Regions from separate parts of the Homo sapiens genome. Here region 2 is linked to region 1. Evidence: read pairs that join two places in POLR2A ChIA-PET (ENCODE). Cell type or tissue: OCI-LY7. All regions are shown on one strand. Links, peaks and the distances in the headings refer to the core of each region. The heading gives the core; the rest is flanking DNA.

What was found. ChIA-PET counts read pairs that join two places held together with the same protein. Peaks named below come from ENCODE experiments on the same cell type or tissue, not always from the same donor. Only the 100,000 strongest peaks of a DNase experiment are listed, where the experiment ranks them.
Region 2: POLR2A ChIA-PET joins it to region 1 with 10 read pairs; 2 of 35 experiments call an interaction of 5 or more read pairs at or near these places.

The regions. Positions count from the first base shown.
Region 1 is chr3:108,226,875-108,242,999 of GRCh38, forward strand. No RefSeq gene overlaps it. Among named protein-coding and RNA genes, the nearest start is that of IFT57, 13 kb to the left of the region's middle. In OCI-LY7, for the core only: a CTCF peak has its summit at 143; no DNase peak of the experiment used is centred there.
Region 2 is chr3:107,876,823-107,890,230 of GRCh38, forward strand. It overlaps LINC00636 (long intergenic non-protein coding RNA 636), which reads left to right and starts at 6,383. Exons shown (of 3, transcript NR_015394.1): 1 at 6,383-6,484. LINC00635 (long intergenic non-protein coding RNA 635) reads right to left here and starts at 1,246. Exons shown (of 8, transcript NR_024276.1): 1 at 1,080-1,246. In OCI-LY7, for the core only: no CTCF peak of the experiment used is centred there; no DNase peak of the experiment used is centred there.

The DNA of each region.
Region 1 (16,125 bases), core at 1-8,000:
GTTACCTCCTAGTGGAGAAAAATGAGCTATTCGCAAAATGCTATTAAAACTATGGGCTATCCATATGGAAATAAAATTACATCTATGATTTCCATCACATAAATTTCAGATGGATTGAAGACAAATGTAAAATATTTGTAATGTGTAGAAGAAAGCAGTATCTTTAACCTCAATGTAGGGAAGGAGTTCGTAAAAGACTTAAAAAGAGAAACTTATAAAAATTTAAGAACCCAGATACAAAATAGGGCTTTATAAACAGTGAATAAAGAAGATACTTGTGAGCCCTGTAATATCAATGGATTAATCTCCAGGATACACAAGTAGGTCACTGCAAAGCCTCTGCCATTCTAGAGGATTGTAGGTGGGTTCGTTTAGGTTGGAGTTTCTCATTCTAAGCACTATTGCCATTTCAGGCTGGATCATTGTTGGAGGACTGTGCGTGCATTGCAGGATGTTTAGCAACATCCTTGGCCTCTACCCACTAGTTGCCAGTAGCACCACCCCTAATGGTAACAACGAAAAATGTCTCTGGACATTGCCAAATGGCCTCTGGTCGGGGGTGGGGGTGGGTGGCGGGGGGCGGGGGTGGGAGGGCAAATCACCCTGATTGAGAACCACTGCTCTAAATTCATGAATGGAAATTGCAAATGCCTTTATAAGGACCAGGCACGTAAAGGTAAATGAGTGACATGTGTGTGAGAGACTTATGGGGACCCTGAAAATTCATGCACCATCTCAAGGAGGGGGCATTTTTGTCAGGCAAGAGTGCAGCCCAACTTTGCAATGTGTTCTGATTTTGCAAGGATCTGAAGCTAGATTTGTATGTCAGTGTGAGATCCTAATGCTCTTGAGGGTGACCTTTTTGCACAGAAAATATTTCATGGGCCACTTTAGTTGTTAAAGATATTTATTAATACATTAAAGTTCAAAATGTAGAGGCCTTGTTCTGAACTTTTTAGTTTGACATTCAAATCTTGTTCAATTTATAAATGTAGTAAATTTGTTACAGCTATTTAAGGGGGTGGGGGGTGGTTTACAATTTAAATTCCTGTAGAGGTTTTACTTGTTTATAAACTCATTATATTCTCTTTAATGGCTGACAAACCATTCCAGATACTGATAAATTCCCTAAATCTAAAAGTAAAAGAAAAAGAGGTGGTGGAGGGGCGTAGTAGTGGCGGGGTGGGTAATGCAGTGGATAAGCTCTATTAAGTATTCCAATCCTGTTTGTAAACATAGCTTTCAATGTAAAACCAAAAGTCAAAGTTATTCAATTACATGTTATAAACTGGAGTCACAAGTCAGCCTGTTTCTTTAATAGGCCAAAATTTCAACCTTTAGATACTTAAATATCAAATATGCACAGATCATTCTTCAACAGAATTATCACTGCTATGGGCTTACTTTCATCATTGCTGTACTTCATGTCAAAACATTCCAGGATTAAAATATATTCAGCCTGGGAAAGAATTATCCCAGTCTAAGACTAAGAAGTTTCCCCATCCAATGGATTAATACTGCGAGATTCCTGAGCCAAGCATAGAAGGAATTCTTGTCTAAACTGCAATTACTTTTGCACTGACCTAATAGTTAACTGCTTCAGCTGACTTTTGCTCTCAAGGTAGATAAATGCCATCCAATTATATTGTACATATTACAAGGCTTTGTTTGGCTCCATGGTGTCATTTTCTTCAGGGAGAAACAAAATGTATGTATGAAGTGACTTCAGGTTACTATCCCTGGGTAAGTGATGTGTATGATTATTTAAGGGTTTCAAGTAGGTGTGTGCTGGTGGGGGCTGGAGTAGATGACATTCGAATTTGCATTTTAGAGTTCTGGCAATAATATAGAGAAGGGACTACAGAAAGGTGAAAATTGATTCAGAAGGTGATTTGAATAGTTCAATGAGAGATTGTCCTAAACTAGGATGAGTGGCAATTACAATAGTGAAAATATGATAGTTAACAGACTTTAGGAAGCAGATTCAACAGAACTTAGTAACCGACACCATGAGATATTCTCTAAGGCATGAAAGGCACTATGAAGTTGGCCCACTTTGGGGTAAGAAAGGTAGTCTTTATACCACTGTATCACTGGAAACTGTGAGCTTCCCTAGACATCTGTGGTTGGGGTGGCTCTTATTGGCCAAAGGTAATTTTCTGGAAAAAGATGCAGCTGTGAACACTGAACAGCCAATATTCATAGCAGCTGGAGAGTGAGTACAGCAGCCTGATGAAAGAGGAATCTGGGCAGGCACCAGCAGCTTTGGCTACAGTAGTTGACGTTAAAATACGGTTCTTCTGAATTTCTTTATGTGGAATATGTACTGAAGTAGTGTAACTTAGATAAAAAAAAAATAAGGTTGCTAAAGGTACAAACCATACAAACTGTCAGATAGGAAAAATAGCATATAAGTAACTGCAAATATTGAAACATTCAGCCTAGTTTCCTGATAAGAGTTCTATTGCATCATGTATATTAGTAACACTTTGATTTGATACATTTTGGGTACTAACAAGAAGGATTGATGTGATCTGTCAGAGTTTTGAAGGTTAAATAGAAATTGGTTTATTCTTCAAGGGCTAGATTTAAAAGATTCAATTTATTTTACAGTCTGGCACAACATTCTTCCCCTAAGGAAAAATTAGATTTAAGACAGAGAGTAGTGTTAAAAATAAATGTCATAGGAGAAAGCTCTCTTAATAGGGCTCCCTAGAGCCTAACGAAAGCAGAATCTGCTAGATGCTACCTCCTGTGTAATTATCATACTTTCATGGTACAACTCTGAATCTGAATGCACAGTATGCCAGACTTTCTGATGGCCTGTTTCACAGATAGTTATTGGCGCCTTATCTTGAGGTTTTGGAAACGGTTGCCCAAACCATTACACGGTAATAAAATGTTAAGTCCAAATGCCTTATTTTTATTCGTAGCTCCTTCCTATTTGTGGAGACGAATTCCTACTCCACACCTGTACATTTTGCTTCTGAAGAGAAAAAGTAATCCATTTTGCATTTGCATCTAGTAAGATTTTAATGAGAGATTCTTTTCTTTCTGAAGGTAAGAGTGTGAAAAACCAAACTAATAGATCCAGGGATCAGATTTTGGCTTTTTGGCAACTACAGAGAGAGGGAGAAAGTATTTTCTAAGATTTATGTATTTATGTATTTATTTTGGTACAACAAACACTTTAGCACATATAATATGTTAGGCACTGGGTTTTGGATGGTAATGCAAAGACTCATGGGCCTGGTGTCTATGCCCAAATAGCTCATGCTTTAATGCAGAGACACATGTACTTGGCAACTGAAACATAGTATGTTAGAGAAGTAGAGAGTGTTTGGGATGAAAGCTTTCCAGACATTTATTTAACCCCTCCAAAAAACAGAATTGATTTCTTCCCCTCTGTACCCCCATAGCCTATGGTACTTCCTCTCTCTGGAGTCTCATTTTTATCCTGTGCATGGAAGGATCAGGAAGAATTAGGCAAGGGAAATTAGTAGAAGAAGCAATATATTTGAAGTAGGTATCCTGCCTTGAGAGGCAAACTTCAGAGCAAAGTGATGGTTCCTTTCTTTTGTGTCTAATATGGAGGCTGGTGCTGTTTACCATTTTGCCTAGGTGTACAGGGGTATAAGCTGACTCTCTTTGGCTAAGAACTTCAGTAAGGGGTCTGCCAGATATAGTCATGTATTTCCAGGATCTAGAAGCAACATGTCTATCCAGTAAGAATTCGAATTGGAACGTGTTTAATTTCATTCCAAAGAACTCACCCCAAAAAAGTCCTAAATCAAAGGCATAAACTAAAATATTTTTAGTGACTTCCTAACAACTTATAATTTTTACTAGATCTTTTGCTTGATCTACATGCCCAGTGTATACTTTTTCTTTTAATTGTTACTACAGACTTCAGAGGAATACTATAAGCTCTGTAAAAGCCTTTTCTTCCTTCTACCCAGTACCACAAGGCAGAGCATGGATTTATAATAGCAACTTTCTGAGGAAGAGTAGACAATTGAATGTAGACTTTATGGTTATCTAAGCCTCAAGAAAGAAGGGGAGATCCTCCCCATAGTTTAACCATAAAGTAGAAGTCAATAATGATTTTCCTTTTACCTCATAGAGTTGTGCAAAAATGGCTGACCATCTACCAGCTCATTCTTTCTCTATTAATGTGAAATGTTTATGCTTATGCTATGGTGTTAATATGTGACCCCTCCAAAAGTCATTTTGAAATTTAATTTCCATTGTAATGGTATTAAGAGGTAAGACCTTTAAGAGGTGATTAGGCTGCACGAGGCTTCATCTTCATGGGTGGGATTGGTGTTGCTATAAAAGGATGGGTTCAGCCCTCTCTTGCTCTATCTCTCCATTTCATTTTTTGCCATGTGAGGACACAGCAAGAAGGTCCGTGCTAGATGCCAGCACCTTGATATTGGATTTCCTAGCCTCCAGAACTCTGAGCTAATAAATTTCTGTTTATTATAAATTACTCAGTCTCAGGTATTCTTTTAGAGCAGCACAAAATGAACTAAGACAGCTCATGTGGTCCATTTCTAGACTTCAAACTTCAAACTGACTTCAGTAGATATTTTTGCTTATTTTTATGCTGTCTAAAACTGTTTTTGTGGCTTTAGAGTAAGATTTGCTCTTTGGTAGAACAACCCACCTTTTCCTTTCTCTCAGTCTTCTTGATTACTGTACATTTATTTTTTAAGATGAACTATAAATGTATTTAATCTTGAAATATATACTCTAAATATACTTTTAATAGATAATATTGAGCATATCATCCAGGGATACAGTGTGTACTATCTGAGTCTCTTATTGGGCTAAGAAGGTCACAGAAGAACTCATTTTTTTTATTATTACATTGACATTTTATTTTAAAACAAACACTTGCTATTTTCCTTATGCTAGTAAGTTAGCACTGTAGAGTATGAAAATTTCATATTTTACTTTCTGAAGGCAAGAACAGACTATTACACTGTGAAAGATTTTAATCTCCTCAGCTTCTTGAAGGAAGAATAATACTTCTGAAATGGGAAGAGGGAGCTTTTATAAGTAAAATTAGAAATGCCTCAGAGGATCTTGCTCTTTCAAAGGAAACACCAACTTTTTTTATAAAATAAAAAGCAAAAGATCTTTATTCTTGCTTGGAATACAATGACGGCTTCCTTATAGTTTTCCCTCCAGATCTACCCCTCTTTCAGTCTTTTGTCTACATTGTTCCCAAAGTAATCTTCCTGAAATGCAAATATGGACATGCCTCTGTACTACCCGACATTCTTACATGGTTCCCCTATTCAGGACAATATTCAGTTTTCTTAGCTTGCTGTGTAAACGCCAGGGACAGATTCAGGCTTTGTGGGGCTTGAAGCTTATACAGTTGGTAGGGGTGGGGGTGAGGGAGGCATAATTTTTAATAAAAAATACCAAATTTTGAATTTGAAATCAGCTACAGTACTTTGGAAGGGAGCATGCAAGTAAAGCTCCCTGGAACATAAACTGCGCTACTCTCTTGGTACATCTGCCTCTACTGGGGAATTGTTTTATCATCTGAAATGAGGTGAGGTTACCAGATCAATAAATAATGACCAAGATAGGCTGGGCATGGTACCTCATGCCTATAATCCCAGTATTTTGGGAGGCTGAGGCAGGAGGATTTCTTGAGCTAAGGAGTTCAAGACCAGCCTGGGCAACAACCAGTTAAGACCAACCAACTCTGTCTTAAATAAATAAATAACAACCAAGGTAAAGTAACTATCCAACAAGCTGACATTGCTTATAGCCCAGAGATCTCTGACTAGAATTCAAGAGTTAAGGTGGCTGCATATAGCCAGGATGGTGCTTCCTATCAAGAAACAGACTTGCTGACCCTTTATTATAGTCATCATTAAAAGGAGAATATTATGCTCATAGTTTTAAGACTAAATTGTTTTCATATAGGTTCAAGTTTGGCCCTTAAATCACCTAATTAAATAAAATTAGTTAAATTACTTTCCTGTGATTTGAGATTGCAACCCTCTACCCAGGCAGCAACTAACTTCCTGTATTAATCCTTTATTATCTGTTTGAAACATTTATTTAACAATCTTCCTGTCTGGCTGAGTCACAATTCTTAATGATATTTTAATGGTGGCTGATTGGATTCTGTATCTTTTACACCTTTGTCTGGCTCTGCAGTCAATACCACTAAAGTCATGCTAATGGCCCTATGATTAACCCCTCATGCCAGACAAGGGGTCTTCCCCAGTTGAAACTGGAGAAAATTTAATGATAGGAATGCTACACATATTCTGTCGTCATTTTGTCCTACCCTATATAATTATCCTCTCTTCATACTGTAAATTTTAGTCCTCCCTTTTGTTTCCTCTATAGCCTCTTAAAAAAAAAAAAAGCAGTGATTTCTTATTCTTTTATCTTTTGTGACCTTTCTCAAAGTATTTATGTTAGGTTGGGTCCTCCAAGAAGCAGAGGCCAAAATGGGATTAGATATGTAAAAATTTTATTAGGCTATTTGCCTGGGATAGAACATGGGAAGGGACCACAGTCAGATTTTGATGCAAGGCTGTTCACAAGTGAAGAGTAAAGGGAAGCAAGCTTGGGTGGAAGTGCTTGCTTTATGCTGCCATGCAGTCTAAGGGCTCCCACTTAAAGCTGGCAGCCTTCTGCATCATCCTATATATGGGCCAGATCAATATTCTTAGGTTTGGAATCTGTTACCTCCAGAAACCAGAAAGGCTTTCAAAATGCTGTGCTTCTTTCTTTGTGTAGGAGATGCAAGATACAATAGTTTGTCTTTTATTTTGGAGAGGTTGTCTCAGCAGGCCCCCAATCACTGCATCCCCAAAACTTAACTGAAGTGACTGCACCTGACTCTTTGTTGGGTTAATTTCTCATGCTCTAGAGTGCACGCGTCTTACCGAGGCCTCTAGCATACTAATCACCTCTTGCTCCCACTCAATCAGCATCATGTCACAGATATAATGGGGCAGTGTCATGTTCTATGGAATGTCCTGGAGGTCCAAATCTCTTCGGACTCTGTTATGACAGAGGACAGGACAGTTAACACAGCTCTGAGGAAAACTTTAAATAGATAGTGTCTATTCCTGTGAATGCAAACTGTTTCTGATCCTCTTTCCTGATTGGGCTTAAATAGAATGCATTCACTAGATCAGTGCCTGCATAATGTGTATCTGAGGACATATTTGTTCTATCAAGGATACCACGCTGGGCACAATAGCTACAAACTAGGATACTTCTTGGTTGATTCTGTAATAGTCTACAGTCATTCTCCAGGAGCCATCTGGTTTTTGAAGGAGCCAAAGTAGCAAATTGAATAGAGATACAATAGGAACCACGATTCCTGCATCCTTCAGATCTTTAATGCTGTCACATATATTTGCCTTGCCTCTCCAGGTGATACTATATTGTTATTTATTCACTGCTTTGGGATGGCAGTTTCAGAGGTTTCCATTTGGCTGTTCCCGCTGTAACAGCTCTTACTCCACAGGCTAGAAACCTAGTGTGGGGATTACTTTACTTGCCAAATGTATCAGTTTTATTCATGCATTCAAGGACTCTGTTGTCATGAAACATAGTTGCTGTGGTGAGGCAGAGTTCTTCTAAGGCCCCAGGCCCTTCTTTAGCCTATGGGTTATAGATGTGAACATTTGTTGTGGTCTGGGAACTGACCAAGCAAGCAACTGTGACATTGTTGGGCAGCCACCCAGCATCCTGCTCCTCCATTCTTGTCTTTATTTCATTGTAGTGTTAAGCAGCACCCTTGTTAACTGCCCATCTGTTTTGCCCCTAGAACTATGATGCTCTGTTAACCATCTCCACAATTCCCTGTGGGTCAAGCAGCCTTGGCCGCCCCCTGGCCTTGCCAGTCATTATGGTAATTACAGCCTCCTGCCTCCTGATAATAAGTGCTGCCATCTGGCCTCTAGTACATCAAGGCCCCATCATCTTAATGATATTAATCAGGCCAGCTATGTGACTGCCTCTAGTATCATCATCCCTTGCCTACAGAGGGAACCATCATAGAGTTCCTTAGTGGTGCTAGTGCTCCTATCACCAATATATTCCTGATGGCCTTGGGGAATGGTGTGTTCTCTAGGCCCTTCTGAGGAACATAATCTTCTGGTGGGTTTTCTGGCCTTATGGCGTATATCCATTCTACATGTCTGCTTTCCTCAGCCTCAACTCCTTCATCTCCCTACTTCTAGGGCACCTTGAACATTCCCACTTTATTGAGAATTGGCTAGGCTTCTAGAAGCTACACCAGCTGTAAGTTTACCCATCCCCTGGAGTCCTTGCTAGGGTGTTAAATCCTGGGTCTTGAGAAAGTGCTCCCAAGTCAATGAATTCTTTTTATGCAGTTGTACTTTCTGGCCTTTTTGATCAAGCACTTCTAAAATCCACTTTCAGGAGGAATTCACTGACTCCTGCTCATATATGCCCGCTCATTCACATAATTCTTTAGGTATAAAGTCTCTTTCCTTCTTTATAAGGCCCAGCACATCCCCAGGTGGGTTACACTGGGATTTAACCCTAGTTATTAGCCTGGGAGCTAAGGAGAGGTAATAGAGGTAGCCTTCCAGGGCATCATCTGTTGCCTTATATGGGCAAGACTCCTGCTGTGCTGGGAGATGCTCCAGAAGTACTAGTTCTTACTAAGGAAAGGTGGGCTACCTCTGCAATCTTACAGGATCTGGAAGGTTGTAGAGTCAACCTCCTCAGAATATTCAGTCTCTTTTTTCAGTTCCAGGTTTTCTCCATCAGGGAACTGATACTTACAAAATTGATTTGCCTTAGCTTAGCATTAAAATATCTCTGCCTACTTCAGGGTAGTGAGACTTCTTAGGGCTTCAAGTTTAAGCATTCCAGTGAGAAAGGAACATCATTTATGATAGCATCCACTGTATTGTATTGGTCATAAGCCTACTCAGTCTCAGGAGGAGGGAACGAAAATACCTTTTTAAAAAAACTTTTATTTTAGGCTTGGAGGTACATGTGAAGGTTTGTTACATAGGTAAACACATGTCATGGAGGTTTGTTGTATATATTATTTCATCACCCAAGTATTATTGTGATAACACAATAGTTATCATTTATGCTTCTCTCCCTCCTCCCACCTCAAGTAGACCCCTGTGCCTGTTGTCCCCTTCTTTGTGTTCTTAAGTTCTTATAATCTAGCTCCCACTTATAAGTGAAAGCATGCAGTATTTGGTTTTCTGTTCCTGTTTAGTTTGCTAAAGATGATGGCCTCCAGCTCCATCCATATTCCCACAAAAGACATGATCTTGTTCTTTTTTATGGCTGCATAGTTTTTCATGGTGTATATATACCACATTTTCTCATCTAATTTGTCCTTGAAGGGCGTTTAGGTTGATCCCATGTCTTCGCTATTGCGAATAGTGCGGTAATGAATATTTGTGTGCCTGTGTTTTTATGGTAGACGCGTTCCCTTTGCTCCACTAACTCACCAGCATCTGTTACTTTTTGACTTTTTAATAATAGCCATTCTGACTGGTGTGAGATGATATCTCATTGTGGTTTTGATTCACATTTCTGCTTCAGCCCCCAGTCACCTTAGACACTTCGAAGCCTGAAGACTGGAATGGCTAAGTTGTCCAAACAGCAAAGATAGTGGCCTGCTCCTCCCTCTGGGAGCTCTATCCCAGGGAGGTTACAAATCTCTTTCAGCCAGAGAACACCAACAGGGGTGGCAGGAGGCTCTGGTTGGGAGGTCCCACACAGTGAAGAGGAATGGGATTGGGGACTCGCTTAAAGAAGCAGTCTGGCCATGTTTTTATACAGCAGCTGTGCTGTGCTGGGGGATCCCTTCCGCCCCTGGTCTGCTCAGACACTGCAATGCCCAAAAGCTGAAACAGCTAAGTCTCCCAAACAGCAAAGATAGCAGCCCACCCTTCCATTTGGGAGCACTGTCCCAAGGAGAATTCAACATTCTGTTGGCTGGAGAACACCAGTGGGGCTGGCTGGAGGCCCCAGTTGGGAGGTCCCACCCTGTGAGGAGGAATAGGATCAGACACCTACTTAAAGCAGCCGTCTGGTCACATTTTGGTAGAGGAGCTGTGCTTTGCAAGGGGATCCCTTCTACCCCTAGTCGGCTCAGACTCTCCAAAGCCTGAAGGCTGGAATGGCTAAGGCACCCAAACAGCAATGATGGAGGCCCACCTCTCCCCACAGGAGCTCCTTCTCACAGAGGTGCAATACTGCTACTGGTGGGTGGCTGAAATTCCAAGACAGTGGGTCTGATTTTCTGAGGCACAATGGAAGTACAGCCTGCAGGCTGTTACTGCTCAGCCCTCTGGATTCAATCTTTTCCACTGTATGTACGGGGGTCTACCCTCCCACTTTGCCAGAGCTGCAACTACTTTTGCTGGAAAGTCTGAGTATTTAAGGCTCCAGGGTCTCCACACATGCTTGAGCAGCTGCTCCACCAAGACTCCACATAGCTTTGTGTGTCAGACTGAAGGCCCTGGTGGGGTGGGCTCACAAAAAGATCTCCTAATCCAAGGGTTGCAAGGATCCATGGGAGAAGTGTGGTTTCCTGGGGTTGCACATTTTCTCAACGCCTGCCTGGGCAGAGGCAGTTCCCCTGGCTCCATGTTGCTCCCAGGTCCTGTCTTGCTTTTCTTCATTTTCCATAGGTCAGATTGTTTTCTTGATTAGTCCCAGTGCAAGTACCTGAATGTTTCAGTTGAAGGTGTTGTATTTTCTCACCCTTCCATTTCTCTCCGTGAGAGGCACACACATTAGCTGCTTCGAGTTGACCATCTTGGCCACTCTCTACTCACCTTTTGATGGAAGGAGTACCAAATAATTTCGTGGCAGTTTTTTTTTTTAAGGCAGCACAACCAGCCAACAGTCTTCCTGTAAGGAAGGTTTAGAAAACCTGCAGCTTGATTTGTTGCTTCTCAGCTCTCCTGCCATTGCTAGCTTCCTGGATTTATACTCATCATAACCATCTTCAACTTGTATTGAAGATACAATACTATTGTATTGTATTGTATTGTATTGCCTATTTACTTCTGTTTCAGTCTTCCTTCTTTCCCTGCACCTGGTACACAGGTGCTTAATAGGCCCTCAATTGACTGTTCTTCTCTTAAATCTACTTTGGACACAAAATTAACATATATAATAGTGTATAAGGTAGAAAAATAAAATCTAAAGTTCATGTGGACCAAATCATACCATAAGAGCTAGGATTTCTTTGATCTCTCATCTATTATAAATTAAATCCAGGTTAATGAAATCCAGGAATTATCCAAATAACAAATTATAGGGAGCTGTTTCAGAATTCTTTCTTTTTCTGAGGTGGTTGATAAACATTTCAACAACAATCTGACATATAATTCCAAAATAACAAAACCTAAACTTGCCTCCAGAAATGGCCTTTATGAACTGGGAATTAGGGAACTGAATTCTTACCCAAAAGCAATTAAATGGCCTTGAATAGGTAAGCTATGACTTCGTAAGGGTGTTCTCAGTGCAATCAAGAGCCATGTGTTTACCACGGTAAGAGAACTGTAGGAGAGTTAGGAAGAATGACAACACTTTGTCCTGAAGGATGTTCAGAAAAATTATTTCACATTTTACTAGTCATATCTCTCTCTCAAAATCTTACCAAAATGTAAATAAATATTGAATTATAGATTAAAGTATTTAATTTCTATCTGCACGATGGATAACATGCAAAGTAACAAAAGAAGCAAAGGGAAATGAATGAAACTAAAGCAAAATACATCTTATGGCTGTGCATCAAATTACCCTTGAGTTTGTTTAATCTCCATATGATTTATACATGAAGAGCTAGCTAATTTGTGATATTGTTTGGAGAACTCAGAGGTATCAGAATGAAACCAGTTTTTCCAAACTAAAATGAGTTGGGAAAATAAGAAAATCCACCATTTAAAATAAATTGGCTCAGGGACTAGCTAAAACTCAGGACAAAGCTATATCACAATGAAATCCTTATTGGCAACTTAGCTTTGACCTATCAGTAAATACAAAATTCTCACTTTAGTCCTTTGCCGCAATAGATATCATTTATTTATGAAGTTGATTTTGCTGTGACAATTTGCATAATTCAGTAATTTAAGAAATTTACACAATTTTAAAGACAAAACAAGGATGTATTACAATTAGAAAAACAGATTTTCTACCAATCTATACTTTTTGTAATTGATTTAATAAAGCAATAGGTTGGCCTTCAATTGTGCAGAATCTAATTATTGGATTTAGTCCTGTAATTCTTGAAGATTGGTAGGATTACACCTTTATCTTTCTTGTATTCCCCTTGTTTTTGTAGTCAGACTGGAATAGAGCCAAGTGGCTTGCTATCTCCATGATCTTCCTATCTCACTTCTGGCAGGCCTGATCAAAGAGAGAATATATATGTGGAGATGGGAGATAATAGCTCTTCTACGTTGCTTTAGCATAAATTCTACTGGGTTGAAAGCTTAAAATAATATTGAAAAGTATTATGACTCCAGAAAGCATCTGGTTGGGTAGCTATATCCCAACTAGGGGCCAATTCTAAGAATTATGGAGAGAGGGGAAGCAGGGCAGCTATGTCTGACATCAATTAAGACTGCAAAAATAAAGATTTTTGTTTAGTTTGAGAAACTTACTGAATTTACCCAAGTCTTAAGAGAATACAAACATTCAATGTATATTCAGAAATACATGTATTTTGTGATACCTATTTGTCCTTGGTAGTTTCTAGCTATGAAGCCCATGTCATTAATTGAGAATTAATTAATTAATCCTTTTAGGGACGAAATTTACCATTTGATGGGAGTCTTCTCAAACACGTGGTATAAATGATCCTGGTCCATTGAAAACTGGTTCATCAAACAGCAGTTGTGCTGCTATGCAGATGCCCATCCTCCACCATGGGCCTTCTGACGTAGGTGTTTGGATGGAGGCTGTACGTCTGTATGTTTTAAATTTCCGCCATTGACTCTGAAATGCAGCTAGGAGTTATCCTCCAAGGAAAGTCACTGCTCCTAGCTTGCATCTTGTTGCTATGGATAAGAATTCAGAGCCACCTTATTTCTATTTAACAAGCTACTGCTTGTCAGATTAACTACACTTCCCTGTGACATTTTGCAATGTGAATTTTGCTCCCATAGTTTTCACTTCATTCCATTCATCCTGGGCTTTGACTTCCTATTCATACCATTCTACCTTACAGTAAAGATTTTTCTCCTTTATGAAGAGAAAATAAAATCAAAATTAAACAGTTCTACTTTCTTTCACTTGATGACTTTTTAAAAATATTTTTCAAGCAGTAAAGTCTATTCTGTCTTTACTGCTGTCTTTTTCTGCAAACCTAGTTTCAACTTCCTAATGCAAATCTTTATTGTTTTTTGTTATATCCTGTTCCCTGAAACTATAATCTGAGTTGTTGAATTTGTTTACATGTTTCTCTTTTTTCTTTCCTCTTTTACCTGCTAAGTGATTCAGGTGCCAGAGTTTAGTTTGAGTCTCCCATCAGGACGGAACTGCCTTTCACAATAATAGATTATCTGGCATTTCAATGTTCTTAATGTTTTGAAATAAACCTTTCTTATATCTGGCACATTTTTCACAATGTGCTTGACATTCTTTTCTTTGCTTATAATAGATTGTGAGGTGTTTTCACTTTCTCCCAAAGTTTCTATTACTTCTACTTCAAAAAACATTAATTTATGTTGGTTAGAGTGAAATTAATTCAAGAGGAACAAATGCTTTCTCCCCAAAAAGCAGCTTCTTAAAAACCTTGCTTCATCCTTTTGTAAAGGATTTGCTAGGCAAATCAAGAATTTTAGAGTATATTGTCTTTTTTGATACTCCCTCTATACAAACATTTCTATATCAATAGTCAACTCAGACAAGGTTTTATGTAAATAGAATTTTTAATTAGTTTCTATAATAGAAAAAAATTGGAATCATCTAATGTGTCCAGTGGTCCATAGTTAATACTTAACAGTATATATGGGTGCTAATTTAGGCAACATTGAAAAAGGTGTTTTAAGATATGACATGGAAAAATACTTATGTAATACAAAAGTAGATCCGAAAATTGTTAAACAACATGTTCTAAAAATATATGCATACAAAAATCAGATTTTTAAGAAGTTATTTTATTATGATTATTGCATTATGTTTTTCTTTTTTAATTTTCCAAAGTCTCTATCATCATATACTATTGTAAAAATAAGGAAAATTTATTAGATCATTTTTATCATATACATATTCTGTCAATATCTGCTTGTAGTTGCACCAGACCAATCTGCTTCAACTTTTATCTAACAAAGTTGTAAATTGTTTTTTCAGTTGCCATGAACTCTTAGGTCACATAACCTTAGGTCATATGCCCAGATGAACCAAGTGTGCAACCACAGGGGAAGCCTAAGTGCGTAAAGAGTGGGAACTGAATTCAGAAGCTGACATTGCATGACAAGATCTAGGATCCAATCAGATAGAGCTCTGGCATCATTCCATGGCAGGATCCAGTCAGATCATGCGTCCTGGCATCACCTCATTGCAAGATCCCATCAGGTCACAGCTCATTATCCCATGCTTATAAAACCTGACCCAGCCCCCAGCTTGGGGGAACATTGCTTTGAGAATTATCACCAGTGTTCTCCTTACTTATTACAAGTCATAAAATCCCCTTGCTAAACCTTCCTTCATTGTGGTCATTGGTTGATACCTGCTAAGTGTCCAAACCAACCCACTATGTAGGTAACAAAATTCTGGTGACCCAGATGGAATTGGGACTCAGGTCCTGATCCCAAAGTCCTTTAAGGCTCCTTACGAATGAAACAGTAGGCAGAGGCAGCTTGCCTGGACTAACTGACTTACGTTGCCTGAGAGGGGTTGGGTGCCATTCCCACCGACCTCCAGCTTGGTGTCCTGCCCACTGGATTGTCGCTTGGACCTACCCTGATGGATCGCTGGGACCTTTTGTTTGACATTCCTTTGGGGCAGTAAGTGAACTTTGCCCTGTGGGCTGACTAGAAAGGTAATTCTCTGGACCAAGCATAGCACATCTCTGATTGTGTTTCTGTCCCTGGCTGCTTTGTGATCTGGGGGATTCAGAGACATTCCTGTCCTGATAAGGGCAATCTGGAGCTAGATAGCTGACTGTGGGACTAGTTTTAGGAATTAGTTTTGTCGAGAGACAGGCTTTCATAGGAGGCGGAAGGGCTTGGTCTCCCTAGCGCCCTGTTTGCCATAACCTGGATCACCCACCAGAAACTGGAGCTCTGGCATTTGATGCAAAAAAAGAACAAAAACAAAAAAAAAAGGCCAGGTGTGGTGGCTCATGCCTGTAATCCTAGCACTTTGGGAGGCCGAGTTGGATGGATCACCTGAGGTCAGGAGTTCAAGACCAGCCTGGCCAACAGGGCGAAACCCCGTCTCTACTAAAAATACAAAAATTAGCTGGGCATGGTGGTGGGTGCCTGTAATCTCAGCTACTAGGGAGGCTGAGGCAGGAGAATTGCTTAAAACCGGGAGGTGGAGGTTACAGTGAGCCAAGATGGTGCCATTGCACTCCAGCCTAGGCGACAGAGCGAGACTCTGTTTCAAAAAAAAAAATAGTTGAACCCAGAGTGGGCCAAGAGTTGTGGGATCTGTGTCACCACCAATCCTGCCTCTAAGCCTCTGGTGGCTTGCACTAGACCCTGAATAGGTATCCTAGGAAATGAGAAACATTGTAAAAGGACTCTAGCAGCACAAGTCATACAAGTAAACTACAAAAAGTAGAAGGGTAATTGGGAATGCTGATATGTTAATTGGTCAAGATTGCTTTTAAGGCATTTAACAGCTATGACCAAGTCCAAGAAGGGCAAAAACAACTCGAGATGAGAAAACAAGCTATGCTGCTTACCACAGTTCTTAACTGCAACCAGCCAGCACACAAGGAAAAGACAAAGAGCCATGGGTAAGACCCCCTAAGGTCCCCACTGCCTAGCCAAAAGGGTTATCCACCCTTGAGGCCACAACAATGTGCATATTGTAAACTAGAGGGCAATTAGAAACAGGAGTATTCTAACTGTCTCTGGGAGATAGAAGAGGGAGGAAAAGAAGCTTCCCATC
Region 2 (13,408 bases), core at 1,428-9,427, 350 kb before region 1:
TTAAATAGACATATTTGGGTATATTTTGTACTGTTTTCATATTGATAAATTTTTGATTTCTGTATTTATATAGACATGAGATTTGTGGGACTGAGAGATTGTTAGTTACTCACAGTAACAATCTCCTCAGCTGCCCTTTTTCCCAATGCTTCCCTTTGGAGTGATGTGAACAGAGCTGGAGGCCACTCTACATGTAATGGGGTTGGTACTGTCGTGAGGAAGCCCCAAAAATATGAACCTGGGAGCGTGTATAAAATTTCCCCTTCTGAGGATGAGAAGCAAACTGAATCTACCTAATGTAAACAAATTCTCCTTGAGAAAAAAAGGAGGATTCTGGGTTGCTGCTCTTTGAAATATAAATACATGTCTCCATGAGGAAAGAAGACACAACCGTCTCTGAGTTTACAACCTCTGGAATGTCTCAAAGGCTTTGGGTCTCATCCCCCACTTGAAATGAAAACACAAACCTCCTGGAAGGAAAATCTCTTACCATCTAGTCAGTCATCATTTCACTTCCAAGACCTGTCTTTCAACCGGGTCCCAGTAAAATTTGCTCGGAAAGCTCAGCTCTAACCGTGCGGAAATATACAAGTATTCACTTTCTGACACACATTGGAAACATCGCTTTTACTCAAATACTTGTTTAAAAGGAACATCGATAGTGTATTCTTCTTTCTAAATCAAAGTATCATTTTGAAAAACATTTGTCTATTTAGATCAGAGTCAGAGATCCCAATATATATATTATGTTATATATATATTATATTTTGTGGGAAATTTATGAATTTGTAAATCATCTTGATGTCTTCATTTATTCATTTGCCGTTCCTGTAACTTTCACTCTACCTCACAGGGCTGAGGGGCCGTATATTTAGTATTCAGTGCTCCTGAAAATAGGCATCTGACTAGTATGTAATAAAATACCCTCAGTCCTCTAATAACTGAAAGTTGAGATTGCCTTTCATGGCAGATTGTGTTTTCCAGAACTGCAATAATATTTCCTGTCCCACATTCTCCTCCAGAACCTGGCCACATCTGCATCAAGAAGCAGAGCCTACTCCCCCTCTTTTTGAACCTACCTGGGCCTTTGTGTTTGTCTTGACAGTTAGAGTATGGTGGAAGTGATGCTTTGAGACTTCGGAGGCTGGAGAATGAATGGTAATACAGCTTCAGCCAGGCTCTCTCTCACTTAGGAAACGAGCCTTTGGAGCCCTGGGCCATCCGTAAGATGTTCAGCTACGCTGCTGTTGCTATGCTGAAGAGACCACACAGAGACAAAGAAGCATTCCTAGGGTCCCTAGAAGTTCCAAATTCCAGCTGTTTGAGTGGTCCCAGCCCACATGCCAGCCACGTGAGCATCAAGCATTCAGAATATTTGAGTGTCAACCATTGTCTGACAGCAAGTGTGTGAGACACTCTGAGTGAATACCGCCTAAGTGAGCTCAGGCAACTTCCCAAACTTGTGGGAGTTAATAATAAAATGATTGGTGGTATTTTACACCACCAAGTTTGGGAGTGGTTTGTTATGGGGCAATAGGCAACCAAAACACTCTTTGATTGTTAAACTAGCAAAAGCAATCCATGAAAGGATGAGATTATCTGTAGAAGTAACATCAGATGATATCTATTAAGTGTGCATTGGAGGAGACTTGGGAACACCAAATTCAATAAAGGCAAAATCTCAGGAAGGAAGGAACAGAAGTGACTGTCATCATGAAAGCTGATTCTCTCAATGGTAATGTACCAGATCTGCAGAAAGACTAAAGAGTGAGGAACATGAAATCTACATAAAAGAGAGTTACCAACAAGATTATATTGGTTTCTATACCACATTGTTTAATAAAGAAAGACATTGAATCTGGTGAATTATGGGAACAGGAATGATTTGTGGAACTTTTACTATGACCTGGGTTGTGTGTCCTCTAACACTAACTTCTCTTCCTTATTCTGACCCCCTGCCCACCGAGGAAGCTGATTAATGCTCGGCTCCCCCTTTAAACCTGCCCACAAGGAAAAAATGTGATGATCACATCAGCGCACAGTACTGTGGTGACCCAAGTGGCAGTTATCATTCTGTTGAGTGACACATTGTACATCGGGTTTATACATCAGTGCCTTCTAAGATTCGTTAACGTAAATCAGTCTCCTATAACGTTATCATCTCAGAGTGCATTGATAAAAATTGATTTTCTAGATGTGCACATCTGACAGGTGGAAAAGCAGCCTGATAACTCCTGAAAGGCTTTGTCACTCTGGCATCTGAGGTGGTATCACACACAGCCCTAATTATTCAGCTTACATCTGTTTAACAGAATTGCTATTTGTAATGATTATTACTGTTTAGCAACATTGTACACAAGACATTTTACTTGATTAAATTAAAATATTGAATTTATAGAATCAACGAAAGTTTTGGACCCTTACATTGACTAGATCCTAATCTTGGTTCTATAATAAATGAAACTATTTCTAATTTATTTTTGTTTTTCTATACTTTTGTCACCTTAGTCAATGGTAACAACAACAACAACTAACATTAATGTCACTGAGTGCTAGGCACACTGTTCATGAGGATGTTTTTAAAATGTTTAATCAATATATAATGATATCATCAGTGATTTTTTAAAATGTCAGGTTTTTAAGGTATAATTTACGTGGAGTAAAATGCACCCTTTTAAAGTGTACAGTTCTATGAGTTTTGATGAATATGTGCCATCATGTAACTAGTACCCAATCAAAATACAGAATATTTTCATCACTCCGAAAAGTTTACTTGTACCCCTTTGTGGTCAGTCTCCTACCTCCACCCCTAGACTCTGGCAACACTGAACTGTTTTTGGTCCTTCTAGTTTTACCTTTTCCAGAATGCCATATAAGTAGAATCCTAAAATATGTAACCTTTGAGCCTGGCTTCTTTCACTGAGCAAGATGCTTTTGAAGTTCATTGATGTTGTTGTGTCTATTGGTTGTTTGTTCGTTTTTATTGCTGAGAGGTATTCCATAGTATAGCTACATCACATTTTGCTTGGTCATTCAACAGTTGATGAACATTTGGGTTATTTCCAGTTCTTGGCAATAATAAATAAAACTGCTAAAAAATTGTGTACAGGTTTTTGGGTGGCATATGCCTTCATTTCTCTCGGGTAAATACTCCCAAGAGAAATGGGTAAATACTCCTAAATATTTACCCAAGAGAAATGGGTAAATATTTACCCATTTCCTAAGTATTTACCCAAAGAGAAATGGGTATTTACCCAAGAAAAATGAATTGTCAGGCTGTGTGACAAAGCTTGAAATCTATCTATCATCTCTGTCATCTATCTATCTATCCATCTATCTATCTATCTATCTATCTATCTATCTATCTATCTATCTATCTATCTATCATCATCTATCTATCATCATCATCTTTAAATAGAGATGGGGGTCTCACTATGTTACCTAGGCTGGTCTTGAACTCCTGGCCTCAAGCGATCCTCCTGCCTTGGCCTCCCAAAGTGCTGGGATTATAGGCATGAGACACCATACCCAGCCAAAGAGCTTCAAATATATTATGTTACTTAATTCTCACCAGCAGTCAACTGTGGAAAATATACTATTGTTAGTTTTTTGGGTTTTTTTTTCAGGAATCAAAGCTAAGACTTACAGAGGTTAGGTATGCCTAAAATTACATGGCTAGTGCAGATAAACCCAGGGTGTTTTTTTTGTTTGTTTTTTTTTTTTTTTGAGAAGGAGTCTCACTCTGTCGCCCAGGCTGGAGTGCAGGGGCATGATCTTGGCTCACTGCAAGCTCCGCCTCCCAGGTTCACGCCATTCTCCTGTCTTAGCCTCCCGAGTAGCTGAGACTACCTGCACCCACCACCACGCCTGTCTAATTTTTTGTATTTTTAGTACAGATGGGGTTTCACCGTGTTAGCCAGGCTGGTCTCAGTCTCCTGACCTCATGATCCACCCGCCTCGGCCTACCAAAGTGCTGGGATTACAGGCATGAGCCACCAGGCCTGGCCCAGGCTGTTTTACTATAGAGAAGCAGGCCTTAACTGTTACCTCTTCTGTAGTTACTACTAACTTTACCCAGGTAATGGCTAACCACCATGAAAATAAAAGTAAAAAGTATAGCCTCATCACCCCTGTGATCAAATGTGGTAGATTTGGTTTCAGATGGAGAAATGAAAAGATTCGAGTATAACATGAAAAGGCTATATAGAATCAATATGGAAAAACTGATGTGGGTCACAAAGTGACAAATATATGGAGATGAAAGTCAATTCAAAGCTCAGTTCAAAGATGTGTCCTGACCTTTACCTTTTTATCCAGTTCAAATAGTATAGGATTGTGCCAAATGTAGCATTAAAATAGAGCTCTGGTCAATGTTTTCTTATAAGGCTTCTCTGCTGTTGACACTTACTAAATATGTTAGCATCAAACGCAAGCATAAACAGTATATCCCCTTAAAACATACACAAACATTTGTGAATTTCTAACATTCCTTTGTCACAAAAATAATAGTAATAACTTGAGTATAAGAATAATTTACATCTTTAATAGCTGCATTTTCTATTCAAATAATCTATTGCCTTGGATTCCAAAATGATATTTGTGATATGAACAAAAGAGAAATTATAGTAAGATTAACCTCTAAAAATGTATTGTGAAGATTATGCAGCTGTTCTGTAGAATTGGAAATAATGGAAAATTGACAGTGAAATATAAAAGTAGATCATGAATAGTTAATACCCAATTTTTCCATGATGAAGGAATTAAAATAATGACTAAGTAGTCACCACAGTGACAATTTAAGACAAATTTGTCATCTCCCAGCGCCTAGCACAAGGTCTTGCATTTATTATGAGCTGAATAAACATTTGCTGGTCTAAATTTAATCTTTCCAGGATGAATGTTTATAGGCATAGTGAGGTAATAGTGCAACTATTCTGTATAAAGTCTACGGGTTTGGTATTAATAAAGGCAATACATTTTTGTCTTACTAACAAAACAAAATGGAATACAAGTGTTTTAAGTACGGTAACCAGCTTCCCCAAAGAAGTTAAAACTGAGAGTGATTGTTGACGGTTGTGACTGATGCTTGTTCTTGCCCCAAATGTTTCAGCACTAGTGCATTCTTTACTCACAGAATTTAGGTTCTGAGGAAAACCCTCATATGTCTTTCTGAGGATCATACACAGGAGACTTTAGCAGAACTAAAGCAAACGCAAAAGAATCCAGAATCTGGAATCTTCTGCATGTGATGCCACAGGTGACATTCTCCCACTCTGGGATGAAATAGACAGTTTCTCCCTTGCTTCTCCTGAAACCAGTACATTGGCTCAAGCTGTAGGCTCTGCCTGCAGGATGCACCAGCTCGTGTTTGAATTAAATACAGTGACTTGAAGAAGGAAGAACTCTACAGAGTCTACTCTGGCAACACCGGGAACAGAAGCAACAGGACATTCAGCTTCCAGAAACTGCAGCGGTGCAGTTCCAATGGTTTCTGGCCTCTACAGCCTGTATTCTTAGTGGTTTATGCTCCAATTTCTATACACATTGTTAGTAGCAGCGGTGTCTTCATGAGACTAATTCCGTGGTGTGATATTGTTTGAGGATGCTTATGTTCGTAGTCATGGAAATTTAGTGATTGCCTCCCCAGCATTCATTCTCTCTGTTCCCTTTCTGATGGGGACATGCAGATTGGTTGGGACTAATCTCACAGCAGCTCCAGGGATGGGCCCTAGTTACAGTGGTTGGGATGGCATTATGATCCAAACTTTGTCAAAAAGAGAGAAGATGTTTGATGGGGAGCATCTGGAGAATAAAATTATTCTGTCTTTCATGGATGCTAAAAAAAGATGCTCCCTTCATCCACTGGTTGTGAATCAGGAAGCAACCACCCCAGTTGTTCTGGTAACTATGTTGATATGGTGAAGCTATCAAAATAGTTTTAGGGCTATTCTGCCACTGGGGAAGGCTGAGACACAGAAAGGAAGTCGGTCCTGGGACATCATTAAACTGCTGGAGCAAGCTTACCTGAAGGGTCATCTGGTAAGCAGATATGGAGATGGAATTACCAGTGTCCAAGCTTTATTGAGGTAATGTTTGTGAAAGATAAAAGCAAGGCACAGGAAATATATGGGCAGCAAAACCCTTCAGACCTTGATCCAGGCCTGACACCTGTGAAAACAAAGGGAAACCCCGCAGGATTGGGCAGGAAGGGCCTCAAACTGTGATGCAGATTTCATAAAGTCTCTGCCAGCACCAAAGGGAGATCTAGAGCAAAAGCTGCTTGTTGGAAGAGTATGACAATGGGCGGAAATGCCCAGACACTAGTACTCCCACTGTACTTATTCGCCAGGGCTGTCGAGAAAGCTCAACACTGTTGTTCCAACTCAACACTGTAGAGGACCCTTAATGCCCACTGGCTGGCGGCTGTCAGTTACCGGCATCCTGCACACGTGGATAGTTTGTTCTTTTTTGAAGGGAGATCCAAGTAAGTAGTACACCTCCTTCCATTTCTGGGTTTCTTAAATTACTTGAACCACAAAATCTTTATATTATTACTGTTGTTGCTGTTATTATGATTTAAACAGTTAGACCGATTTTCTGTTACCTGTGAGCAAAGGAACTGTGATTGGTATGTGAAGTAATATTTTTAGATTTAAAAAGATTGTCAGTTCAGTTTAACATATACTTAAGAGGCAAGATACTTTAGTTATATTATCTCTGACCTTCAAAAACAAACAAATGAACAAACTCACAAATGCAGAGCTTATCACAGAACTGTTATGTGGTTGGAACTAATAAATGATAGCTATGATGATTCATCTCCATTTCAGTTATATTGCTCTTCAGTGTTTAATAATGGTAATTGGGTTTTTAGTTCCCAAAATGTGACTTTTTTTCTTGCACAGAAGTTAATGCTGATAGTTTCTTATGATTGTGTTAATGTTGAACTGACAAAAGGTATAAATTTTATAACTTAGTTTTTATAAGCCTTTACTTTTAACTCACAAATCTTGTTGCTATATTTGCAAATCTAATAATGGTGTAAGAATTTTAAGCACTTAACTTCATTTGTTATTTAATTAATGCTCAATTAGTTTATAAATTTTATGGATCAGATCTCTCAAATGTTAACAGTATATAGAAACTTTATTAACTAGATATTTTTAGACATTTCAAACAATTATTACCAATTTGAAAACCAGTTCTCCCAAATAATTCAAACACCTATTAAGCAAACTTACAAGTCTAACATGCAAGATATTTGCAATCTTTGTGAAAATCTAATAAATTTAATAAATTAGACAAATTTAATAAAGCAGATTCTCTTATCCATTTCAAACATCTTAAAGCAGATAAAGCATATATGAAGCAACACAATGACTATAAAATAGCTTACACATGCAAAAATCAATTCCACTTAAATCTATACTTCCTGGAGTTGGACACTTAGTTACCCAACTAAGAGGATGGTTACCCAAGTAACCATCATCAAGGGCCTGCTGTGGTTACTTGTGTAAAACTTGGGATCATCAGAAGGTTACCAACTCAGGTTGGGGTAGGGACTGTGGCCTGGGGACACTATCTAGGTGTTACTTAAAGAATGGTACTTCCTAAGCCACCAAATAATACCTTCCAAGTCTCCTCCTATAATCTGGTTTTAGTTGCTTCATCCCTGGCACACTCCAAGCTTGTAGATCTCAACTGGGATACAATTTAGTTTCACAACTCAATTTATCATGTGTCTGTCAAGTTTCATCTTTACCTACATTTTCAACTTTGTATTATTTGATTTCCATAGATGGAATCTGAATTCTCTAGCTATATTGTAACTTACATCTTTGCTGCCTGATTTGACATAAGAAATTCAGCACCCTCTTTTTTTGTGTGTCTCAGCTCTATCCCAAAGTAATTTTTGGAGAACAAAAACATCTTTTCTGCTCTTAAGTTGTTATCATTCTAGTAGAGAGAGCCAAGACATATACAAAAATCACCTACACTAAAAGGCAAAAATGAAGAAGACCATAAAAGTGTTGTAAGCAAATTTCTGTAAGATCACTGTGATAGAATTCTAAGATGGTCCCAATGAACGTTGCCCCCTGGTGTTACTCCTGAAATTATGTTACCTCACGTGGCAAAAAAAGGATTTTCCAGAGTAACTGAGGTTAGTAATTAGTTGACCTGAAGACAGGAAAGCTTTCCAGGTGGACCTAACCTAAACACATGAGCCCTTTAAAAGAAGGGAGTTTTCTCTGGCTGGTAGCAGAAGAGGAAGTCAGAGAGTAAAGCAAGAGAGAGAAGGAATGTGCAGGAAGCTGTCTGTTGTTGAGATGGAGACAGCCCCAGGGGAAGGAGCTGAGAGTGGCCTCTAAGGGCTGAGAGTGGTTCCCTAAGTGACAGCCTCCAGGGAAATGGAGATCTCCATCATAACCACAAGGAATGGAATTATGCCAACAGTATGAATGAGTTTGGAAGGAATTCTTCCCCAGAGACTCCAAAGAAGAGCCTAAACTGACACTTTGATTTTAGCTTTAGGAAACCCTAAGCAGAGAACTCAATTGGGCCTGCCCAGACTTCTGACCTACAGAACTCTGAGCTCATAAATGGATGCTGGTTAAAGTTGCTATGTTTGCAGTAATTTTTTATGCAAAAATAAAAAACAAATACAATCACAGAAAATTTCTACTTCGGCTTAAAGACTCAGTTTATTAAATTTTAACATGTGCGTGCGTGTGTGTGTGTGTGTGTGTGTGTGTGTGTTTATATGAAAGCATCTTTTCAGGTAGGGAGATCTCAGACTCTAACATCTAGTGTTTTCACGTGGAACTAGTTGATGAGACTAAAAAGTCGAGATTTCGTTGAATTAGGGAGGGTTTAGGAATCTGAGTAAGAAAGTTTAATTGAAAAAAATTTCAAACAAAGCTACGGAATTTTCCTCTTTTGGCCTTGTTATTTTCTTTTTGGCATAAGCCATTAAAATGAAATGTCTGTTTTTTTCTTGTAAATTTGTTTGAGTTCATTGTAGATTCTGGATATTAGCCCTTTGTCAGATGAGTAGGTTGCGAAAATTTTCTCCCATGTTGTAGGTTGCCTGTTCACTCTGATGGTAGTTTCTTTTGCTGTGCAGAAGCTCTTTAGTTTAATTAGATCCCATTTGTCAATTTTGGCTTTTGTTGCCATTGCTTTTGGTGTTTTGGACATGAAGTCCTTGCCCACGCCTATGTCCTGAATGGTAATGCCTAGGTTTTCTTCTAGGGTTTTTATGGTTTTAGATCTAACATTTAAATCTTTAATCCATCTTGAATTGATTTTTGTATAAGGTGTAAGGAAGGGATCCAGTTTCAGCTTTCTACATATGGCTAGCCAGTTTTCCCAGCACCATTTATTAAATAGGGAATCCTTTCCCCATTGCTTGTTTTTCTCAGGTTTGTCAAAGATCAGATAGTTGTAGATATGCGGCATTATTTCTGAGGGCTCTGTTCTGTTCCATTGATCTATATCTCTGTTTTGGTACCAGTACCATGCTGTTTTGGTTACTGTAGCCTTGTAGTATAGTTTGATGTCAGGTAGTGTGATGCCTCCAGCTTTGTTCTTTTGGCTTAGGATTGACTTGGCGATGCGGGCTCTTTTTTTGGTTCCATATGAACTTTAAAGTAGTTTTTTCCAATTCTGTGAAGAAAGTCATTGGTAGCTTGATGGGGATGGCATTGAATCTGTAAATTACCTTGGGCAGTATGGCCATTTTCACGATATTGATTCTTCCTACCCATGAGCACGGAATGTTCTTCCATTTGTTTGTGTCCTCTTTTATTTCCTTGAGCAGTGGTTTGTAGTTCTCCTTGAAGAGGTCCTTCACATCCCTTGTAAGTTGGATTCCTAGGTATTTTATTCTCTTTGAAGCAATTGTGAATGGGAGTTCACTCATGATTTGGCTCTCTGTTTGTCTGTTGTTGGTGTATAAGAATGCTTGTGATTTTTGTACATTGATTTTGTATCCTGAGACTTTGCTGAAGTTGCTTATCGGCTTAAGGAGATTTTGGGCTGAGACAATGGGGTTTTCTAGATAAACAATCATGTCGTCTGCAAACAGGGACAATTTGACTTCCTCTTTTCCTAATTGAATACCCTTTATTTCCTTCTCCTGCCTGATTGCCCTGGCCAGAACTTCCAACACTATGTTGAATAGGAGCGGTGAGAGAGGGCATCCCTGTCTTGTGCCAGTTTTCAAAGGGAATGCTTCCAGTTTTTGCCCATTCAGTATGATATTGGCTGTGGGTTTGTCATAGATAGCTCTTATTATTCTGAAATACGTCCCATCAATACCTAATTTATTGAGAGTTTTTAGCATGAAGGGTTGTTGAATTTTGTCAAAGGCTTTTTCTGCATCTATTGAGATAATCATGTGGTTTTTGTCTTTGGCTCTGTTTATATGCTGGATTACATTTATTGATTTGCGTATATTGAACCAGCCTTGCATCCCAGGGATGAAGCCCACTTGATCATGGTGGATAAGCTTTTTGATGTGCTGCTGGATTCGGTTTGCCAGTATTTTATTGAGGATTTTTGCATCAATGTTCATCAAGGATATTGGTCTAAAATTCTCTTTTTTCGTTGTGTCTCTGCCCGGCTTTGGTATCAGAATGATGCTGGCCTCATAAAATGAGTTAGGGAGGATTCCCTCTTTTTCTATTGATTGGAATAGTTTCAGAAGGAATGGTACCAGTTCCTCCTTGTACCTCTGGTAGAATTCGGCTGTGAATCCATCTGGTCCTGGACTCTTTTTGGTTGGTAAACTATTGATTATTGCCACAATTTCAGAGCCTGTTATTGGTGTATTCAGAGATCCAACTTCTTCCTGGTTTAGTCTTGGGAGGGTGTATGTGTCGAGGAATGTATCCATTTCTTCTAGATTTTCTAGTTTATTTGCGTAGAGGTGTTTGTAGTATTCTCTGATGGTAGTTTGTATTTCTGTGGGATCGGTGGTGATATCCCCTTTATCATTTTTTATTGTGTCTATTTGATTCTTCTCTCTTTTTTTCTTTATTAGTCTTGCTAGCGGTCTATCAATTTTGTTGATCCTTTCAAAAAACCAGCTCCTGGATTCATTGATTTTTTGAAGGGTTTTTTGTGTCTCTATTTCCTTCAGTTCTGCTCTGATTTTAGTTATTTCTTGCCTTCTGCCAGCTTTTGAATGTGATTGCTCTTGCTTTTCTAGTTCTTTTAATTGTGATGTTAGGGTGTCAATTTTGGATCTTTCCTGCTTTCTCTTGTAGGCGTTTAGTGCTATAAATTTCCCTCTACACACTGCTTTGAATGCGTCCCAGAGATTCTGGTATGTGGTGTCTTTGTTCTCGTTGGTTTCAAAGAACATCTTTATTTCTGCCTTCATTTCGTTATGTACCCAGTAGTCATTCAGGAGCAGGTTGTTCAGTTTCCATGTAGTTGAGTGGCTTTGAGTGAGATTCAAAGTGGGCGAAGGACATGAACAGACACTTCTCAAAAGAAGACATTTATGCAGCCAAAAAACACATGAAGAAATGCTCATCATCACTGGCCATCAGAGAAATGCAAATCAAAACCACTATGAGATATCATCTCACACCAGTTAGAATGGCAATCATTAAAAAGTCAGGAAACAACAGGTGCTGGAGAGGATGTGGAGAAATAGGAACACTTTTACACTGTTGGTGGGACTGTAAACTAGTTCAACCATTGTGGAAGTCAGTGTGGCGATTCCTCAGGGATCTAGAACTAGAAATACCATTTGACCCAGCCATCCCATTACTGGGTATATACCCAAAGGACTATAAATCATGCTGCTATAAAGACACATGCACACGTATGTTTATTGCGGCACTATTCACAATAGCAAAGACTTGGAACCAACCCAAATGTCCAACAATGATAGACTGGATTAAGAAAATGTGGCACATATACACCATGGAATACTATGCAGCCATAAAAAATGATGAGTTCATGTCCTTTGTAGGGACATGGATGAAATTGGAAACCATCATTCTCAGTAAACTATCACAAGAACAAAAAACCGAACACCGCATATTCTCACTCATAGGTGGGAATTGAACAATGAGATCACGTGGACACAGGAAGGGGAATATCACACTCTGGGGACTGTGGTGGGGTCGGGGGATGGGGGAGGGATAGCATTGGGAGATATACCTAATGCTAGATGACACTTTAGTGGGTGCAGCGCACCAGCATGGCACATGTATACATATGTAACTAACCTGCACAATGTGCACATGTACCCTAAAACTTAGAGTATAATAAAAAAAAAAAAATTAAAAAAAAAAAAAATGAAATGTCTTCTAGGTTGGATAACACATTTTGCTATTATCAGTGAGAGACATATTTGGCTTATATGATTTATCCTTTTGGCAAGTTACTTAGCAAGACTAAGAGAATGGAGTTCGGGGTAGGTTAATGCTGCTAGGGAAAGACAGGAATAGAGAAGACAAAGACATAGAGTTGTTCTTGGGAGACAGGTACAGGTGGGATCTACAAAGAGAAGCTTTCGCACCATGCAGAGGCAGAGGGTACAACACAAAAGGGAAGTATAAGTGCAGAAAATATGATAAAGGAGGACAAGGATGTGTGACTACACTGTCACTTTTGTACAGAGCTTGCTTGCACCTAAACATGAGAACAAACCCCATGTGCCTTTTATTTTCCTCATGAAATCCCATGTACAAAGAAATGGAAAAAAAGTTATAAAACGACTACTTTTATGTTGTATATACCTTCCCCCCCTTATCCTTTCTAGGAAGCTGTAATGATCAGCAATGTCTTTAACTCATGAGCACTTTTAACTTTTTCAAAGCATAGCCTGTACAAAGATCTTTCATTTCCTGACTGGTCATGAGGATGAAGTTTATTGTCTTTTTATTGCTACTATTTGGACATTTTTATACAGTTTTCTCCACATAGCGTAGAACATGTTACCCCCTGTAATTGCTTTTATATACTACTTGACTTAAAGATTGTTTCAAACTTTCTTACTCCTAAATCATTTTTATTTTTAGGCAGTTAGAACAACAGCTAGATGGTTCTTGAAAAGTACCTGAGTATTAAAGTGGAGGGTGTTTTTTATTCCTTTCTTATGTTCATCTACCTAAAATAAAATCGGTACTTTTCAAAGGAATGAGATGAAAAATATTTTGAGCCTTTACCCTATTTAAGCCCAGTTGTTATTATAAGTAATACTTGTATATGTATATTAAACTTTCTGGCAGATGAATATAATTAACTTTCATGTACTTTGCTTTTATATTAGTTAATACTTTTTATTTTACTAAGATTTAGATTGGACAGTATTCTGATGATCTCATCACTGGTACTTTTATGGGTGATAATAACCATTACCATCTGTGAGATGTCCTTAGGGTACCAA